2 separate regions of the Homo sapiens genome follow, and region 1 is linked to region 2. A link is an interaction called in ENCODE POLR2A ChIA-PET data of the cell type or tissue named here. Cell type or tissue: B cell. All regions are shown on one strand. Region 1 overlaps C5 (complement C5). Region 2 overlaps CNTRL (centriolin).

Region 1 (4,000 bases), 99 kb after region 2:
TGGCAGTCTATTTTCAAAAAATACCGGCTGGGCATGGTGGCTCACGCCTGTAATCCCAGCACTTTGGGAGGACAAGGCGGGCGGATCATGAGGTCAAGAGATCGAGACCATCCTGGCCAACATGGTGAAACCCCGTCTCTATGAAAAATACAAAAATTAGCTGGGCGTAGTGGCATGTGCCTGTAGTCCCAGCTACTCAGGAGGCTGAGGCAGGAGAATCACTTAAACCCAGGAGGCAAGGGTTACAGTGAGCCGAGATCGCGCTACTGCACTCCAGCCCGGGTGACAGAGTGAGACTCTGTCTCAAAAAACAAAACAAAACAAAACAAAAAAACCATCATGCTATGACAAAATATTTAATAAAAACGGTGTGCCAGCTGCTTTGTAGGTTCTATATGAAACATATTTAAGGAGTTTACAACCTAGAATACTTTAATTTTAGATTTTTTTCTTTTTTCTTTTTTCTTTTTTTTTTTTTTGAGACGGAGTCTTGCTCTGTTCCCAGGCTGGAGTGCAGTGGCACGATCTCGGCTCACTGCAACCTCCGCCTCCCGGGTTCAAGCGATTCTCCTGGCTCAGCCTCCTGAGAGCTGGGATTACAGGCGCGCACCACCATGCCTAATTTTTGTATTTTTAGTAGAGGTGGGGTTTCACCATGTTGGCCAGGATGGTCTCGATCTCCGGACCTCGTGATCCACCCACCTCAACCTCCCAAAGGGCTGGGATTACAGGCATGAGCCACTGCGCCTGGCCAGTTTTTTTTCTTTAGCTATTGAGATCTCCCAGAATTTTATCTTTGGCCCTCTTATTTTCTGTAATCTCCCCTGGTACAGTCTCATTATTGCCCATGATTTCCATAACATCTAGGCCAATGGCCCCCTAATCAATGTCTCAAGGCCTAACTTCTTTCCTAAGAAGTTAGGAAATGTCCTAGATCCATATTTCTAGGTTTCCGGAAGCCAAAGATCCTTCAAGCACAATATGTGCCAAATTCATTATTTTCTTCCTCAAATACACTTCTGTTTCTTTACTCAGTGCACAACAATACCCTGCCCTTTGTCCCCCATGGATCAAGTCAGAATCATCAGTTGGTTTTTGATTCCTTCCTTTCCTTTTGGCTTTACCTCTGATCAGCTACCAAGTTCCATAGATTATACCTTAGGATTAGGTCTGACCATGTGTGGGTGACACACTTCAAAAGACACACAGGGCCAGATACAGTGGCTCACACCTATAATCCTAGCACTTTGGGAGGCTGAAGCAGGAGGATGGCTTGAGCAGAGGAGTTCCAGACCAGACTGGGTAACATAGGGAGACCCTGTCTTTAATAAAACAATAAAAATATAAAAAAATAAATAAAAGGCTCATAGACCCCTGCAGCACACCAACCAGAGGATAACCCAGGATGCAGGAGTGGGAGTGAGTGTCAATGAAGACTGGAAACTGACACAGCAGGACCTGGGAAATAGATGCCTGGAGAGCAGAAAGCCCCACAGGAAGGTACAACAGCCTCTCAGTAAACACTCAGAGCCTTTCAAGAGTTTGGGGCAAGACTGAAACATACACCCAACTCCATGAGTTCCTTGAAAGAAATAATAGACATAGAAGAAAATGTCCAGCACCTAAATACCCTCAAACTTTTCTTGAGAAATACAAAGCAGATTTTTTAAAGTACGAATATCATTCATATTAGCAAAACCCAAAATTGATGATGATGAACATTTTTTATATTCGTCTTTTTTTTTTTTTAAAGAACATTGTGGATATTGAACTTTTCTCTTTAACTACAAGCCTCCATCTTATTTCTGTTTCTTTCCCCCAAGGGCATTCACTATCATGAGTTTATGCATCTTTCCAGAACATTTTTAATATTTTATATAGTATATATATACATGAAATCATATAGCTGTAACTTAACTCCAGTTTGGCTGCTCACTGCTCAAATGCCAAACTCAAGAGACTAAGGTTGGTGGGAGGAAAAGCAGGTTAATTCAGGAGCCAGCAACCCAAGGAGATGGCAGACTAGAGTCAGGAAACTATCCCAAATGCCCTAGGCTGGCCAGAGGGATTTTAAAGAGGAAGGGGCTTGGAAAACTGTGTGCAAGAGTTAGCTACGTACAGGTCAGCATGTCTTGTTCTGATTATTATCTTGAGTAACGGGCCATCTAGTGGTCAGCTAGACTGAAACAGGTTTGTAGATTAACTGCTCAGTATTTTTCTTCTCCAGGGGACATTTCACATCCTTGATTTTTATCTCATGGCTAGTTCCTGGAATTCTTAAGTAAGCACTGTTTAAGAAAGTTAAGCATTGTAAAAGAAAGAATGGTTATTTGCTTCCAAAATGAAGTGATGGGTTTACAGTCCCTTTTTGTATTTCTAAATGATTATAACTAGTATCATACTATACCTATCATTCTGTAACTTACCTTTTTCTTTTAATACTTTTTAGTTACTTTAGATCTAGTAGTATAGGTAAATATAGCTCACTCCTTTTCATTGCCATGCAGTATTTTATTTTACAAATATATCACATAGTATATATTCTTTATCTATTCCTATCTTGATGGACAACCATTTCCAAATTTTAATATTACAAACAATATGATAATGAACATCTTCATATGTCTCTTTGTGCACATGTGTGAGAGTTTCTCTAGGGTATATCCCAGGAGATAGAATTGCTGGAACATAAGGAATGCATATTTACAGTTTCATCAGATTTTGCCAGATTTCTCTTCAAGGTGACTAAAAAATTCTTTTCTACTCTAAATTTTTAGTCCCAGACCCTACTGTAAAACATGAGGAACTAAACTAGACCATATTAAGCACTTGTAGAGGTAGCCTAGGGTCTGGAACAAAAGCAAATCAAATAGCCTACTTCTTTTTTTCCTCCATGTCACACTTAAAATTTGAATTTCAGGGCAGTCTCCAAGGGACAGGTCAGTGGGAAGAGGAGAACGCAAAAAGCTAGAGCGAATTGTATTTGCTTTACCTTTAGGGAAGTGCTGTCTAGACTCTCACTCCTTAAGGATACCAGGGATGAGACACCCAAGAGTACCAAAGAGAAAGAGAGATAGGAGTAAGAGCTTATAAAAACCAGGTGCAGTGGCTCACACCTATAATCCCAGCACTTTGGGAGGCTGAGGCGGGTGGATCACCTGAGGTCAGGAGTTTGAGACCAGCCTGGCCAACATGGTGAAACCCTGTCTCTACTAAAAATACAAAAATTAGCTTGGCATGGTGGCACGTGCCTGTAGTCCCACCTACTCAGGAGGCTGAGGCAGGAGAATCGCTTGAACCTGGGAGGTGGAAGCTGTAGTGAGCCAAGATTGCGCCATTGCACTCCAGCCTGGGCAACAGAGAGAGAGTCCGTCTGAAAAAAAAAAAAAAAAAAAAAAAAAGTAAGAGCTTATACCTATTGAATACTTACTATAATCCAGAACTATTTTAAGTATGTTCATATATTTAATCTTTATAATTGATCCCAAAGGATGAGTCCGTTGTTTCTATTTATTGCCATTGCCTTTTTTCAAAGATGTAACTAAAGCATCTTTATATATACAGATGTATAGATAAGTGGAGAGGCAGCCTGGCCGTATAACTGCACTCATATGCCTTTCTAGCCTGCTAAAAGAAGAGAGACTTCCAAAAGCCAAAATCCCAAGAGAGACCCAATGTAAAATGTGGGCCAATCTTTGAAAATGTGAGTGTCCTTGAACCTGAGCAATCCGTAGAAGTATTTCTCATCCTTGAGAGCAGTGTGGGAGGATTAAAAAGAGAGGAGCTCTCAACTCTTACCCCCTAAAAGTCAATAGAGTAGAAAATAAATTTCTGATGTTTCTAGAGAAAGAATTAGGAAAAGGCACCTAGTTGTGGAGGGGCAAGTTCCGATTAATATCAAAAAAAAAATCTTTAAAATAATTAAATCAATTAGAGCAAAGACTGAGAACAACCTAAATGTCTACAGAAAGGGAAATGGCTTAAATAGCTTTGGTGCATC
Region 2 (4,000 bases):
ATCTCGAACTCCTGACCTCAGGTGATCCACGTGCCTTGGCCTCCCAAAGTGCTGGGATTACATATGGGTGTGAGCCATCATGCCCAGCCGATATTTATAACCTCAATCCAATCTTTCTCTGAGCTCCAGACTCCTATTTCCAATTGCCTACGTGATATCTCATTGGCATCCTACACTCAGTCCAGATTGAATTTATTTACCCCGTTCCTCCTCTCACTCTCCTTTTCGTCTTCCAGTGTTCCCTAAATACTGAACACTGCTCGCTGGAATAAGCCAAAAACCTGGGAGTCATTCCTGACACCTCCCTCTTCCCTTGTCCCATACTCAGTCAATCGCTAAATCCTGTTAATTCTTACTCCCAAATAACCTCTCAAATTAAGTCTGCTTCTTTCCATTTTCACTCTCACGCACTCTAATCCAAGCCCTCATCAAACTACTATAACAGCTTCTAACTGATCTGTCTACAAGCTCTCTTGCCTTATTCTTCCATCATTACATTGCAGTCAGATAGCCAGAGTGATCTATTTAAAAAGTAAATCCAGTCCAGGAGCGGTGGCTCATGCCTATAATCCCCGCACTTTGGGAGGCCGAGTCAGGTGGATCATCTGAGGTCAGGAGTTTGAGACCAGCCTGGCCAACATGGCAAAACCCCGTCTCTACTAGAAATACAAAAATTAGCTAGGTGTGGTGGCATGCACCTGTAATCCCAGCTACTTGGGGTCGAGGGGAGGAGGCTGAGGCAACAGAATCTCTTGAACCCAGGAGGCAGAAGCTGCAGTGAGCCTAGATCGCGCCACTGCAGTCCAGCCTGGGAAACAGAGCGAGACTCCATCTCAGGAAAAAAAAAAAAAAAAAAAAAAGTAAATCCAGCAGTCTGTAATGAAGGAAATCTTTACCATGACCTACAAGGTGGTCCCCCATGATCTGTCCCTATTGCTCTAGATTCACCTCTGTCATTCGTTCCCTCAATTGTGGGCTCCAGTCACACTGGCCTCCTCACAGTAATAATAATGCTTGATCTCATTCTTTTTACCATGTTAATTTGTAGTCTTCCTTCAGAGATCAGCTCAACTGTTGCTTCTTCAGGAAAGCCTCCAGTGCAGGGCAGATGAAGTGAAGTCCCCGGTTCTATACTCTCAATGAATTTGTATTTTTTCCTCACATAATCAGTTTGAAATTACACATTTATGTCATTTTGCTTAACATTTGTCTCCATTCTGAACTGTATGCTCCACGAGAGCCTGTCTGTTTTGTTTACACTGTCTCCCGAGTCTAGCATAGTGCCTGGTACCTAGCAGGAACTCAATACATATTTGTTGAATAAATGAATGAATAGAGTTATCTTCCAGTCATCCCTCTCCATCGTCCAACAATATTGATTCTATCTCCAAAATATTTTGAAATTCGTCTCTATCCATCGTCACAGCTACTGCCCTAGATTCAACTTTTATCCTCTCTTGCTTAGACTATTAAGATACTCTCAGAACCACCTTCCTTCCAGTTCTCCTTTATCCTCAATCCATCCTCTACCTTTGACCCACTTATATAATAAAAACAAAAGAAATGTAATGGTTCCCAATGCCTATGAGTCTAAACATTTTGGCACCATGCACTACAAACAGGACTCATCACAGTCTGGCCCAAACTTTCTGGCCTCCCCACCACATACCATTGCTCTAGTCATCTTTTTGTCATTGCCTGAACACATCATGAGTTTTTGCTCATGAAATTCCCTTTCCTTAAAGGGAATTCGTTAAAGGGAATTAAACATCCTCTTATTTCTCTCAACCAATTAAACTGTTACTTTTCTTGTGAAGACTTTCCAGAAATCTACTTTCTTCCTACAGAATGAATCCTCCCTGTTTATTACACTGAATATACCTACTATATATCTTTTGCTTGCTCAGAATGTAACAACCACAAGTGGAGAAGTAATCTCTGAATTCCCAGCAGCTCCATGGTGTCTAGGTCATGAATACATCTAACATCTTATAACTAGAATTCACCCTGTTTAAAAACCATACTTTCAACAGTGTGCTCTTTCATGCATGTGCTCTCTCTCTCTCTCTGTATGCATATTTTTTATTGCAATGTATCATACATAAAGTACATAAATCATAAGTGTATATAGCTTCATGAATTTCTATGCAGTGAACACAAGCTATGTAATCAGCATCCAGGTAAAGAAACAGAATATTTCCAGAATCCCAGAAGTCGTCTCATGCCCCCTTCCAGTCACTAACTCCCACACATGGGGAATCACCATCCTGACTTCCAACACCAGAGATTTTTGAACTATTTTTGAACTTTAGAGAAATGAAACCATAAAATATCTTTTAAATCTGCCTTTTTTGTTAAATATCGTTTCTGAAATCCATTCATATTTGTCTCATGCTATATGAAAAACATCTGATCACTTCAAACTTCAGTGTCTACTATTCTTATTTACAAAATCAATTTTATTGAAGTATAGATCTTCCAGAAGGAACTAAAGCATTTGTTAATGAAAGAGACCTTGGTCAAATTCCTTTAAATGTTTTCATATAAAAATATTTCTTTTCCTATATGAAAGAAAGGTAAAGTTCATGACCATTAAGGCTCAGAATGGTTTAGCACTGTGACTTGATTAGTCCTTAAAAATTACATCCTCAGCCGGGCATAGTGGCTCATGCCTGTAATCCCAGCACTTTGAGAGGCTGAGGCGGGCAGATCACGAGGTCAGGAGATCGAGACCATCCTGGCTAACATGGTGAAACCCCGTCTCTACTAAAAATACAAAACATTAGCCAGGCGTGGTGGCAAGCGCCAGGAATCCCAGGTGCTCAGGAGGTCAAGGCAGAAGAATAGCTTGAACCTGGGAGGCGGAGCTTGCAGTGAGCCAAGATCGCGCCACTGCACTCCAGCCTGGGTGACAAAGCGAGACTCCATCTCACAAAAAAAAAAAAAATGACATCCTCTTCTATCCTAGGCATACAGTGTGCTGTGCCTACAGTGTGCGTACAGTATATAGCACACTGTAGGCCTCGAACAGAGCCTAGCAAATGGTAAATAATTAACATTTATTGAATGAGTTAATCATAAATAACATAAAATGTAAAATGTACTAGTTAGTATCTCAACAAAAAATGTCTGCATGAGCAATACTAGTCCTTAACATCAAGAGTCCTACATTTGCAAGGTTAGGTGTATGCAAAAATGATTTTCATGATACACAGTTGTTCTTATAAGTACATTTAGTCTAAAAACAGTACAAAAATTATAAACTTTACAAACTTTTGGACAAAAAATATTATAAGATGTATAGATCTCGAGCAAGGCTACATTAATAATGATGCTATCTTTGCTTAGTACCTTAATTTCCCCTATAGTCACTGCTGAAAATGTGAAAACAGAAATTATTTTTTAGAAAAAAAATTTAATGAAATAAGATATTAGGTTAAAGTAGTTTTTAATCCAAGGATTTAGAGTAGCTCAAGTCTTAATGCTATATAAATTGATATTAGAAAGGGATAGTGGAATGACAAACATCTTCATATATGTGATATTGTGAAATACATACAGTCACGCATCACATAACAATGTTTTGGTCAACAACGGACCACATACATGACAGTGGTCCCGTAAGATTATAATAAAGCTGAAAAATTCCTATAACTTAGTAACATCATATATGTCATAATGTCATAGTGCTACACATTACTCACATGTTTGTAGTGATGTTGGTGTAAACAAACCTACTGTGCTACAAGGTGTACACAAGCCTGGCACATACAATTATGTAGAGTACATAGTACTTGGTAATAAATGTCCGTGTTACTGGCTTATGTATTTACTATACCATACTTTTCATTGTTAGAGTGTACTCCTTCTATTTATTTTTTAAAAAATAGTTAACTATAAAACAGACTCAGGCAGGTAGGTCCTTCAAGAGGTATTCCAGAACATAACACTGTTATCATAAGAAATGACAGCTCCATGCATGTTATTGCCCTTGAAGACC

Evidence for each region. ChIA-PET counts read pairs that join two places held together with the same protein. Peaks named below come from ENCODE experiments on the same cell type or tissue, not always from the same donor. Only the 100,000 strongest peaks of a DNase experiment are listed, where the experiment ranks them.
Region 1: POLR2A ChIA-PET joins it to region 2 with 6 read pairs; 5 of 35 experiments call an interaction of 5 or more read pairs at or near these places.

Annotation. Positions count from the first base shown.
Region 1 is chr9:120,984,116-120,988,115 of GRCh38, reverse strand. The region is part of intron 25 of C5 (complement C5); the gene reads left to right. Among named protein-coding and RNA genes, the nearest start is that of C5-OT1, 33 kb to the right of the region's middle. In B cell, no CTCF peak of the experiment used is centred here; a DNase peak (open chromatin) is centred at 2,165.
Region 2 is chr9:121,083,494-121,087,493 of GRCh38, reverse strand. The region is part of intron 2 of CNTRL (centriolin); the gene reads right to left. Among named protein-coding and RNA genes, the nearest start is that of CNTRL, 11 kb to the right of the region's middle. In B cell, no CTCF peak of the experiment used is centred here; no DNase peak of the experiment used is centred here.